2 separate regions of the Homo sapiens genome follow, and region 2 is linked to region 1. Evidence: chromatin contacts called from ENCODE Hi-C or POLR2A ChIA-PET data. All regions are on one chromosome and are shown on one strand. The core of a region is the stretch at or near the end of the contact, and the rest is flanking DNA. Distances in the headings are between cores, read along the strand shown.

Region 1 (6,363 bases), core at 2,503-5,002:
TTGGAAGCAACCCAAGTGTCCATCAACAGATGAATGGATAAAGAAAATGTGGTACTTATTCATGATGGAGTACTATTCAGTCATTAAAAATAATGAGATTCTGTCATTTGCAGCAACATGAATCAAACTGAAGGTCATTATGTTAAGTGAAATAAACCAGGCACAGAAAGACAAGCATCGCATGTTCTCACTGATTTGTGGGATCTAAAAACCAACCAATTGAACTCACAAAGATAGAGAGTAGAAGGATGATTACCAGAGGCTGGGAAGGACAGTGGGGGTTGGGGGAAGGTGGGGAGGGTAACGGGTACCGAAAAACTAGAAAGAATGAATAAGACCTAGTATTTGATAGAACAGGGTAAGTATAGTCAATAATAATTGAATTGTACATTTTAAAATAACTAAAAGTATACTTGGATTGTTTTAACACAAAGGATAAACGCTTGAGGGGATGGATACCCAACTTTCTGTGATGTGATTAGTACACATTATATGCCTGTATCAAAATCCCTCTGTACCCCCTAAATATATACACCTACTATGTACCGACAAATATTAACAAAAAAGAGGAAATAAAAGAAGAAAAAAGTCAGAAGTCTGAACTAGTTCCTTTGGTGTGATAATCTTGCTAACAACTTCTCCATCTTTTATTTTGTGAATAAAAGGAGTAGGCATACTCTAAACAAAGCCTCTTTTATTATTAAGTTCCTTCTCATATTTGGAAAAATCCTTAATTTAACAGTCAGGAATTAGGCAATATCATTAAAGTACTATTTTACATCCTGAAAACAAGGAATTATTTTTACTTTTTATTTAATTTAATTAATTTATTTATTTATTTGAGATGGAGCCTTGCTCTGTTGCCCAGGCTGGAGTGCAGTGGCGTGATCTCAGCTCACTGCAACCTCTGCTCCCTGGGTTCAAGCGATTCTCCGGCCTCAGCCTCCTGAGTAGCTGGGATTTCAGGCGCAGGCCACCATGACTGGCTAATTTTTTTATTTTTAGTAGTGACGGGGTTTTGCCACGTTGGCCAGGCCAGTCTGGAACTCCTGACCTCAGGTGATCCGCCCGCCTCGGCCTCTCGAAGTGTTAGGATTACAGGCGTGAGCCACTGTGCCCAGCCTATTTTTACTTTTTAAAAAATTGAACATATAAATATATTTTGAGGCGTGCTCTTGCTACGTTGCCCAGGCTGGTCACGAACTTCGGGGCTCAAGCAATCTTCCTGCTTCAGTCTCCAAAGCAGATAGGACAACAGGTAGGTGTACACCACCGCACCAGGCTCTGAACATTATTTTTAATTCATATGAAGCAAAATTCAAAAGGCAAAATAAATTACAAAGAGCAAAAATCTCCTTCCCACCCTGTCTCACAACCAAACAGTTCCTTTCCCCAAAGAAACCAAGGTTACCACTTTGTCTTTTCAAATACATGTTACACATACACAAGCAAATATGAATATATCTTCCACCTTTTTACACCAATAATAGAGTATATAAATTGTTCACAGCTTCATGGTATTGGATTTTATGGATGTACTATACCTTATTGAATCAGTCCCCTATTAATGGACATTTAATGTTGTTGTTGATCTAATCTACAAACAATGCTGCAGTTAACAATCTTGTACATACATCGTTTTACATGTGCACGAGTATATGTGAAGGAAAATTTTATTAAAATCGACGAATATTTCCAAAATGCCCCCAATAATATACCAATCTTGCATTCTTCTCTACAATGTGTGAGTCAGGGACAGTTTTAGATCAGGAAGGTATGACATGGAAGATGGGGACACGTTGTAAATTTAGAATGCTACCCACTTGGCTATGGTTTTAGTACCCTTAAGAATCAAAGGGCTAGGCGCTGTGGCTGACGCCTGTAATCCCAGCACTTTAGGAGGCCAAGGCGGGCGGATCACGAGGTCAGGAATTCGAGACCAGCCCGGCCAAGATGGCGAAACACCGTCTCTATTAAAAACACAAAAATTAGTCGGGCGTGGTGGTGTGCACCTGTACTCCCAGCTACTCGGAGAGGCTGAGGCAGGAGAATTGCTTGAACCCGGGAGGCGGAGGTTGCAGTGAGCTGAGATCGCGCCAGTGCACTCGAGCCTCGGCGACAGAGCAAGAGTCCGTCTCAAAAAAAAAAAAAAAAAAAAAAAAGAATCAAAGGGCTCACAGAGCATAATAGTATTACCAAACACAATTTGTCTAGACATTCAGATAAGCTGAACTAATTAAGCTTTTTGCCTTTTCAGTCACTAAGTGCACCAAAATAAATTAGAATTTCCTGAATCAATTAGAATTTCCTTAGAATCAATTCAGTGGTGATGACAGGGCCCATTATGATGCAGAGTATATACTGAGGTCTGTGGATCCTAAGGCTCAGAGGATTCTCGCCGCAGCGTTGTTCGGCCCGAAAAGGCCATTGTGGACAATGGACGTGAATAAATTTGAGGCCTCTGTGGGTTTTCTCGATGTCAAAAAGTTCCTCAGTACCTGGAAGGTAAAACATACTTGCTGCAATCAGATGCTTGGCATATTAAGCGTTGGAATTCTCTCTGCCTGCCCTGCCTAGTGAGCGGTAGGGAGGAACTCAGGCTCAGCCAATCGCCGAGCTGTAGATACATTCCCAGGCTCCCTGCCGGACCCCACAACATCCAGCCTTTTTTTTGTTTTTTCTTTTTTTTCTTTTTTCTTTTTTTTTTTTTTGAGACGGAGTCTTGCTCTGTCGCCCAGGCTGGAGTACAGTGGCGCGATCTCAGCTCACTGCAACCTCCGCCTCCCGGGTTCACGCCATTCTCCTGCCTCAGCTTCCCGAGTAGCTGGGACTACTGGCGCCCGCCACTACGCCCAGCCAATTTTTTTGTATTTTTAGTGGAGACGGGGTTTCACCGTGTTAGCCAGAATCGATCTCCTGACCTCGTGATCCACCCGTCTCGGCCTCCCAAAGTGCTGGGATTACAGGCGTGAGCCACCTCGCCTGGCCTTTTTTTTTTTTTTTTAAGAGACAGAGTCTCAGTCGGTCGCCCAGCCCGGAGTGCAATGGCGCGATCTCGGCTCAGCAACCTCCGCCTCCCAGGTTCTAGCGATTCTCCTGCATTAGCCTCCTGAGTAGTTGGGATTACAGGCGCGTGCCACAACGCCCGGCTAATTTTTTTGTATTTTCAGTAGAGATAGGGTTTCACCATGTTGGCCAGGCTGGTCTCGAACTCCTGACCTCAAGTAATACACCCGCCTCGGCCTCCCAAAGTGCCGGGATTACAGGCGTGAGCCACCACGCCTGGACATTTTTTTTTTTTTTTTTTTTTTACAGGGTCTCATTCTGTGGCCCAGGCTGGAGTGCAGTGGCGATCCTGGCTCACTGCAACCTCTGCTGCCTGGCTCAAGTGATCCTCCTGTCAGCCTCTCGAGTAGCTGGGACTACAGGCGCGGTGCGGGCTAATTTTTTTTTTTTTTTTTTTTTTGTAGAAACGGGGTTTTGCCGTGATCCCCAGGCGGGTCTGGAACTCCGGAGCTCAGGTAATTCGCTCGCCTCGGCCTGCCAAAGTGCCGGGATTATAGGCGTGAGCCACCATTCCCTGCCCACCCGACCTTTTTGTAATTCGGCTTCCTAGCAGCGTACAGAAGCCCCGCGCTAGGGTACAGACAGGTCACGTGACACCACCTCCTCACGTGACGCAGACTCTGGAGCGGGGGGAGGGCGGTGCTCCAGCTGCATTGCGTCATCACGTCGCGCGGCCGCAGGGGCCAGACCCGGACGGCTCCAGAGCCTCCAGAGCCTCCGGGTCTGGGCGGCGCTTCGGCTCCTCCCGAGCCGCCTGCTAGCCCCGCGCCGCACTCCATCCCCACAGGCTGGGGACGGGCCCGGTGCGGCTGTGTGGGTTCGGGAGCGGAGGTGAGTTGCGCGGAAGTGATGGCAGTCAGCCCTTCCCTTCCTGTCCGTCAACTCCGGGTTATGGCCCTACCCCCCATCCTTGGTCTCCCTGCAAGGCGGAATGGGAGACATGCCCAACAGAGGAGGAAGGCTGGCAGTGGGGTGGGGCATCTGGCCTCGGTCACCCTCTCAACTCTCCCCCTGAACTGCCCCTCTCCGATACCTCCACCTGGCGGTGGCGGCCATATGCCTGGTGGTATTAGGAGGAAGGACTTCGTTTCCTTCTCTAGAATTTAGTCTTTCCCGAGTTTACTACCCATTCCCTGCCCCGAATCTCCCGAAGTGGAATCCCTCCATTCAGATGTTAACGAAAGTTCTAGAAAATAGGTCACTTCAGAAGGGTGAGGATGAAGGATATGCTGAGACTTGGAGTGTTGAGGCAGGAATCCCCTAGAAGGAAGACCACTCTGCACCGGGGTACTGTCATTTTGACACGGAAACGATAAAAGACCCCCCGGGCTGTCTTCATAGTAAATGGACATTTGTTCTAGACCTTTTTACACCCCTAGAGTTGCAACTAAGTTGACTTAAGTCTTTTTGAAAAACATATGCTTTGATGAATCACCCGCTTTTCTGTAAAATGGGTCTTGCAGAGTTGTTGGAGGAATTATCTATAGTGCTTATAGAGTAAAATGCCAACTACAAACAGAAGTAGATGAGAATTTAGGATCTCATTTTTCCTGTTGAAAGATTAATTGTGACTTGTGGACTTTTGGAGACCACAGTTTGATTTCCTTCCCCCCGGATCATTTCAGAAAGTTTTGGATTCCAATATCGATTCTTTAACAGTAATGGACATTCACAGATGTAGAGTAGGAATACCCTCTTGTTGAAGAGCTTCAATATCTTAAGCAAGTGTAAGTCCATCGATAACTTGCGTGGTTTCCATTATTCAGTGTAGGTAATGGGTCCTCAATTGAAGTTTCTTTTTTTTTTTTTTTTTTTGAGACAGAGTCTCGCTCTGTTGCCCAGGCTGGAGTGCAGTGGTGTGATCTCGGCTCACTGCAACCTCCACCTCCTGGGTTCAAGTGATTCTCGGGCCTCAGCCTTCTTGGTAGCTAGGATTATAGGCGCGCATCACCACGCCTGGCTATTTTTTGTATTTTTAGTAGAGACTAGGTTTCACCATGTTGGCCAGGCTGCTCTCAAACTCCTGACCTCAACTGATCACCCACCTCAGCCTCCTAAAGTGCTGGGATTACAGGAGTGAGCTGTTGGGCCCGGCCTGAAGTTTCATTTTAAGAAGAAATCCAGATATGTTTGGAAGTCATCAGACATATCATTTGGATACTTCTTTAGAAAAAAGTTTATTTTTACTGAGTGGCCTTTCTTGCTCTAAGTTGAAGTTGAATACACACTTTTTCTTACATTAAATTCTAAACATTTATTGTGCAACTTCTAGGATAGAAAGCATACATATAAAGCAGGATCCTCTTTTTATGTATGCTCTAAATACTTATCTACTTAAGGACATTAAATAGTAATAATATAACACCTTTAAGAAATTTTATATTTTCGGTTTATCATTTGAGACAAGAACCTTGTCAAGATTTACAAGACATATATTGTTTATCTCTACTTACATTTCAGCATTGATCATATTAAATGTCAAGTGGTAGGGACACTCCGTGATAGAGGAATTCAGAGGAAGAAGAGAGAGCTTTTACATGGACTAGATAGTGGCTAGTGGTTGGTGGTGATGCCAGGCATAGGAGTGCCCTCAACTTGTGTATGTTTGGGTCTGAGGAAGCCTCTTAGGTTCTTAATTTGTAAAGCTAATTAAATATGTTCAGTTGCCCTAGTTCTTTGAATATGCTCATTGTTTTTTTTTCCCTCTTGTAGTTGCAGAATCCAAGGACCCATTTTGTTCTTTCTCCGCACTGCTTTATGGGAGGCATTATGGCCCCCAAAGACATAATGACAAATACTCATGCTAAATCCATCCTCAATTCAATGAACTCCCTCAGGAAGAGCAATACCCTCTGTGATGTGACATTGAGAGTAGAGCAGAAAGACTTCCCTGCCCATCGGATTGTGCTGGCTGCCTGTAGTGATTACTTCTGTGCCATGTTCACTAGTGAGGTAAGTGGTAAATTAGCCCCACACAAATGAAACCCGTGGAACTCTAGTTGTCTAATTTCACTGAATAAAATAGTGGAAGTTTGATATAATTTTGAATTTTTACAGTGTGATGTTTTGGCAGATTCTGGATAAGATCTACCACTTAGATGACTATGCCTTAGTTTCCTCATCTTTAAGTTAGGGATAATAGTAATATGTAACACATGGTTATTAAGGTTGTTGTGAAGATTATTTTATGAAATAACATAGGAAGTGCTTAGAATAGTGTAATATGTAGTAAAACACACATGTCAGCTATTGGATTTTACTATTTCTTAAATTTGTCTTCCAATTTTTCTCCTTTTT
Region 2 (6,363 bases), core at 1,859-4,358, 99 kb before region 1:
GATCACTTACTGAGTGATTTCCATGCATCCGATACTGTTATGAAAGCAAAAGACATGTAAGACAGAAAGTTCACAGGCTACTTGAGAGAACACAGATACACATGTAATCACTGGAGAGCAGTACAGAGAAGCATGTGACCAAACACTCAGTCTCTGGCACAGCCAGGGGGTCAGTGCTGAGCACCACGTGGAGTTTGACCAACGGAATTAACTGGTGGCAGCTTCTCCTCCAACTCTCTCAGAACGAAGCATCCCCAGCCAAGGCCTCTCAGCCACCAAGTGAAAGGCAGATGGCTATTCCACGCTACAGCTGACTTCACCTGGGGGGATGGAGACACCTCAAGGAGGCCCCGAGGTTGCAGCACCCGAGCCTCTCTGAAGGCAGAGCAATGAGCTGGGCAGCAATCGTGCTTCTTGTGCAGTGGGCCAGCAGCCAGGCAACAAACGGGGAGGTCTCAGGCTCAGACCAGCCCTGGAGTCTCCTGCCATCCTCGCTTAGAGCTCCTTCCCCCACTGCTGTTTCCCCCACCAGCCCTGTCCCTGTGACATTCTCAGTTGCCTCAGGCCCCTCCCAGTACAGCAAATGCAGAGGGTCCCCTAGAAGCAGCCCCTTCCACAGTACATCAAGGACCATGGTCCCTCTGAATCCTCCACTCTGCTGGCCACCCGAAGTCCCACGCTCCTGTGAGCCAGCACCGTATGCCCTCCAGAGCTAATTATAGGTCCGTGAGCTAGCAGGCCAGAGGGGGACAGATGGTGACTTCATGTGGCTGCAATACACACTTGTCCCTCCCTCTGACCCCACTCCCTCCCCTCCATTTCTCTCAATTCCCTACGTAGGACCCAGACTTTGAGGCAGCTTTCACTCCCTCAGTCCTCCCTGCTCCTCACCTCTCCTCCTCTCCAACACATGCACAAGCACACACACTCACACACGCGTGTGCACACACACACACACCCCATACCACTCAATTGCCACACCTTGTTTCTACAGCAACTCACCTATGGAGCCAACACAGTAGGGCCTAAAGCCCAGGGAAGAATGTCCTTGGCATTCGAAGGCCTCGGCTAGCTGCCCATATCTTAAAACCCCCTTAACACCCAGCTCCCCAGCCCTGCTGAGCCTTCATCCCCACCTCATCACCACCACAGCCTGACTACTCATTCTCTTGCCTAGCTCTAGCTCTGCCATCCTCAGAGGCTCTGTGAGGACCTATAAGCCATCCCTGACAACTCTTTCCAACTCTAAGATTTCAGCAATCAACTCAGAGATGAGACCCAGGAGCCTGGCTGCCTGCCATGCCCTGCCCCTCCAGCCCTCCTTTACAGCCCAGCAGCCAGACCTCATGCACCACACGGTTCTGACATCACGACATGCTCAGCAGCACAAACCCCAACTCCACTGGATGCGAATTCCCTTCTACACCCTCCTCCCCCACACTATTCCATCTTCCAGAGATGGCGTCTCCCACTACACAGAGTGTCTAGGACATTCTTGGCCCCCAATAACCATTTTGTCATTCATTATCTCCTTACTTTGAGATACCGTTTACCCCACGAAGCCTCCTCAAGCCTCAGGACAAAATCTGAGAAAATAACCAAGGGAAATCATTCAAGCTGCCCTTTTGCTTAGGCAGCTTCCCTGGGACTACCTGGCCAGTTAATAGTGGTAGGGGGTGTGTAGGTTGGAGTCTAATTCAGACAGCTGTTTGAAAGCACGTGGACACAGTTCTTTCTTTTTCTAATCCAACAGCAATGTAACAGAATGGGGATGGGCGGTGAGAAGGGTGTTAACAGAATACCTGCTATGTGTGCCTCCTATGTGTACCTTTCAGCTACTCCGTGGCTGTAAATTGCCTTCAGAAGACCTAGCACCGAGCATAGTATCTGGCAGATAGTAGGTGTCCAACAAATGTTTGCTGGATGTTGAGCAAAGTACTAGGTACCAGATCCAAGAACTCTGGAAAGGACTATGGGAAATCCCTGAAACCTGGCTCCTGGAGGGGACCCTTAAGCTCACACCAGGAGGGGATCTCCCTGCGAAGCAGCGCCTCCTTAACCACTTGCTCTCCACACAGAACGGCCCCAACTCTCCTGCTCCTCTGATGGAAACTACCAGCACACCTCTCCTCAAAGGTGACATCAGCTCCTAGTGGCACCTTGTCCTGGATCCCTCCTCCTTCTCGAAGAAAACCACCTACACCATGTCTCCAAGTCCTCCAGCCCGACCTCTCTCTTCCCACCCACCATCAAAACCTCAAAATCTGCGCTGGAAAACATCCCTACTGCGTGGACGTAAGTCAGCGCCCCACTCCCACCCTCCCAGTTCAGGCATCTCTATTCCAGCCCTCTTTTCCTGTTGCGCCCACCCCTGTCCCCACCCCCACCAGGCCTCGGGTTGGCCGCTCCTTCCACCCCACCGCCCTGGCACTGCGGAGATGGGGGCATCTCTGGCACAGACTGAGGCTGGCAGTTCGAGGAATGGAGAGCTAGCGACAGGAACAGGGGTGCTATGAGCAACTCGGGAAAGATTAAGACCCCCGCGAAGAGCGAAGACCTCAGCCCATCAGAATCGCGTCCCCAAAGGAGTGGGGTTGGCCCCGGAGCCGAGAGGCGCTTTTTCTGACTCTCCTGGAGGGGAAATGGGGGCGCAGTCTGCTCCGTTCCCACCGGGAGACTCGCCAACTCGGCCCCCTCCCCTGAAGCCGATGGAGCAGAGGGCGCACTCCACGCCCTCCCCGCAGATCAGGCATCGCCCCTATCCTCACCCCCAAGGGCACAGGGCACCGCAAAGGAGGGCGAGGGGCGGCAGGGTAAGCAGTACCGACGCCTGCCGGAGGTAGCACATACGGAGTCAAAAAGGGCTGTTTCCCGAGGTGCGATAGACGAGACCCCTCCCCAAACTGTCGAGGGGAGCTGGAGATGGGGAAAAGACGCATCCTACCCCAGTCCAGGCTCTGGGCGCTCACCTGCCTGCAAATGCCGAAGGCCAGGCGGCTAGGCTCGGAAGCAGCAGGGAGCCGCCCCCGACCCGTGCAGCCCGACACGTCCTAGAGCCGAGCCGGCGCCGAGGTAGCTGCAGCCTCCGCCGCCCAAGCGCGCGGCCGCGGGGCCCCGCCCCCTTCCTCCGCGGACAACCCCCCCCGGCTCCGCCCCCTAGGCGGGGCTGGGCTGCCGCGACCGAGGCCACGCCTCCCGCCCCCAAGCGCCTCGGGTCCGGGCACGTGACGAGAGCGCCGCTTTGAGGCCGCGCGCCATCTTGGTTCAGCCTAGGAGGTGGCGAAGTGCCAGAGTTTTATTCCGCAGAAGGGTCTCAGGGCCCAGGAGTGCTGCCCACATTCTGCCCCTCCCTCTGAACTCGCCCTTGTTCCTAGTCTAACAGCCCGTTCCCTAAATTGGCCTTAGTCTCGGCCTTGTAATTGTCAAGTTTGTCACCTTTCACGCTTGCTCTCCTGCCCGTTCCTTGCTTTTCCTTTGATCGCACCCATTTTTTAAGTGGGGAAACTTGATATCCGGATACTACATCTGTAGTATGCTCTTCAGTGAATTGTGTCGCTTGCCTTCAGGCACCTGGCTGTTCTAACACTGTTACTACAAAATGAAGGGTTTGTCTATTACATATACATAGTATGAAAACAAGTCTCAAATGCCAAAATTCCTGACTGACAAATTTTAGCTAAGCCTCTCCATTTTCCTGAATTGCTCCCTTACCCTGCCCCCTGTGGCTATTAATGCATCTTTTCCATCTGCTTTGTGAAGTTTCATCACAGTGCCTACTCAATCCTTTACCAATACCCAGTAAGCACCACTAAAAGTGTGAACAATTTTTATATACATGCAATGTGTTCATGTGTGTGTATTTATAGATATATACACAGCATGTTCTATATCAGCAGCAAATGCTATAGTTGAGATCAGTGACACATACAACCTTCTCTCATTTATCTTCCACCCAATATATTCACCATTTGGCATAATTTCCTTGCGTCTCTTTGAAGACAGGGAAATCTTGAGTAATTCTGATCTGAGGGGTGGGTAAGTGAAGCTAAATCTGTGACCCTTGAACAACAGGGCCTTCAACTGCACAGGGCCAGTTGCATGCAGATTTTCTTCCTTCCCCGCCACCCCTGAGACAGCAAGACTACCCCTCCTCTTCTTACTCGTCAGCCTGCTCAACATGATGACCCACTTAATGAACAGTAAATGTATTTTCTCTTCTTTGATTTTCTTAATAACATTTTCTTTTCTCGAGCTTATTATAATAAGGTATATACTACATATACAAAATGCACATTAATCAACTGTTTATGTTATCAATAAGGCTTCCAGTCAACAGTAGGCTATTAAGTTTTCGGGCAGTCAAAAGTCATAGCAGATTTTCAACTGTGTGAGGGTCTGTGTCCATAACTCTCACAGCGTTCAAGGATCAATTTATGTTGCTTGACAGAGCAAAATCACAGTATATAACCTGTAGTCCAGAAAGTTCTAATTCTTCTTCGGGTGGTCTGGGGTCCTCACCAAAAGGAAATCCCTGAGACACTTCACATCCTGTCACTAATAAAGCATGTATCATGCTAGAAACGGCAACTCAGCCAATGCAGAGGAAGGCTGAAGCCAAGATAACGACTGGTAACACATTTTACCAAATGTTTGTCAATATTATGCTGAGAGAGAGCTGAGGCAGTATCTAGTACTGTATCTGTCACCATACCATGGAATTTGACACAAAAAACTCAGAGCTGAGTCAGAATACAATTATTAAGCCAAATTTATTTCACCCCCTTTTTAAAGGTACTCCTAAGCGGGGAACAATGCACCAAGACACTCCTGCTCCATGGCATCTTTAGTTCAGGCAACCTGGCAGGGACTGTGCTTCTCCCCTCCTGCCTCAAAGAGGCAACTTTTAATTGTAGAGATCTGCAAAGTGCTCATTGTCCTTAGGTTGTCTGTTATCACTCAAATGCCCAAATTCTGTTTTTGACTGACCCAGGCTCACTCTGTGTGAACAGTTTTAATACCACCCTCAACGTGGGATAAGGTTAGCTGTTAGCAGCAAAATTAAGCAGATGCTTTCTAGGAATATTCCTAGGGAAGATGGTAAAAAAAAAAAAACAAAAATGTGAATTTAGCAGTTTGCCTCACAAGATTTTCACTTTTAAAGAATACTGTCTTAATGCCCACCTCCTGGCAATATCCAGGTAATATCCAGCTCACTGGTTAATTTTGGATGGTGGAGGGTGGGAGGAGAGACAAGCAGCAAGGTTTTCTCCTTAGCAAAACAGAAAAACGTGATTCTCTTCTCAGAGTACACCTGAACAATAGGAGTCATCTAAACAACAGGAGGACATAAGCATTTCTGCATGGACGGAAGACCAGGCTTCTGTAGGCACACAGGATGACAGCAGAAGCAGCACAGTACAGGGCAGAGCAAAGTCGCTAAGTGCTTATGGTTCAAGAGGCTGGTTTCAACATGCAATGCATTTTGTTAATGACGTTTTAGCCTAATAAATGCCCTTCTAACAGTTCAAGGAAAGGGTCACTATCCTTCCTGAAATAACTTTCTTGGTTTTACATTTTATTCAGAAATACATATTTAAAAGATCATTTCATCAATCTTCTAAACTTTTTTGGCTGATTAGAATAACATATACCACAATCAATTTTTTACTTACCCTTTTACTTTTTTTTATCTATGTACACTCTGCCTACTCCTTTTTACCACCATCTACCACAAGAAAAATGAGACTCATCTTTTAAACTTATGGTACAACAAAAAGACCTGGGTCAGAATCTTGGCTCTGCATTTACTGGTGTTATAGGTACAGTCACTAATTCCGTTTTCTCAACTATAAAATGGGAATAATATCACCTACTTTGCAAGACTGTGAGAAGTAGAGATACTATGTAAAGTTCCTAGTATAGTACCAAGGGTATAAAGTCATCATCACCATTATCAGCCTCATGCAAAAAAATACCTAAAATCCAAAACTGCCAAAAGAAAATGTATGCAATAAATATCACAAATTATTTTTTAAAAAAGATACACAAGTCAATATGGTAAGATTCTGAAAACCCTGTCACCTGCTTTATTTCTGGAGAAGGGTAAAGGGAGAAGGGAAAATATTCACTTGAATTTGAGGGGCAGCTAAACTGGAAGCAACAATTTCAGGCCTCTAAGGTTCCTCTGATCCATAAGGGAATGCTGAAACTTCCTTGTTTGGAGATTCAAAGAGTTTAATTTTTCCCTACAGCAAGATCAACAATTTTCACTGGGATAAAAGAATAAAGAACAAACTCAATAGCACCAAATGGGGTTTTAACACAGAAAACAGGGCCACTCCTTTTAAATGCAAATTTTTACAT

Evidence for each region. A loop is a pair of places that touch in the nucleus more often than their neighbours do. ChIA-PET counts read pairs that join two places held with the same protein, here RNA polymerase II (POLR2A). Pooled maps may share reads with other maps.
Region 2: a loop to region 1 is called in a map of naive thymus-derived CD4-positive, alpha-beta T cell, with 12 times the contacts of the local background. The contact joins the promoter of PPFIA4 here to the promoter of KLHL12 in region 1. A Hi-C loop is called at or near these places in 2 of 168 maps with a recorded cell type or tissue (both naive thymus-derived CD4-positive, alpha-beta T cell), 1 of 37 single-sample maps with no recorded cell type and 13 of 50 pooled maps. POLR2A ChIA-PET finds 5 or more read pairs at or near these places in 9 of 52 experiments (B cell, BJ, H1 and 6 more).

Annotation. Positions count from the first base shown.
Region 1 is chr1:202,924,623-202,930,985 of GRCh38, reverse strand. It overlaps KLHL12 (kelch like family member 12), which reads left to right and starts at 3,752. Exons shown (of 12, transcript NM_021633.4): 1 at 3,752-3,897; 2 at 5,779-6,018. The coding sequence starts at 5,824. RefSeq lists enhancers at 1,482-1,981, 1,982-2,483, 3,560-3,609.
Region 2 is chr1:203,023,236-203,029,598 of GRCh38, reverse strand. It overlaps PPFIA4 (PPFI scaffold protein A4), which reads right to left and starts at 3,108. Exons shown (of 30, transcript NM_001304331.2): 1 at 2,970-3,108. TMEM183A (transmembrane protein 183A) reads right to left here. Exons shown (of 8, transcript NM_138391.6): 8 at 4,751-6,363. RefSeq lists an enhancer at 2,661-3,182 and a silencer at 3,009-3,318.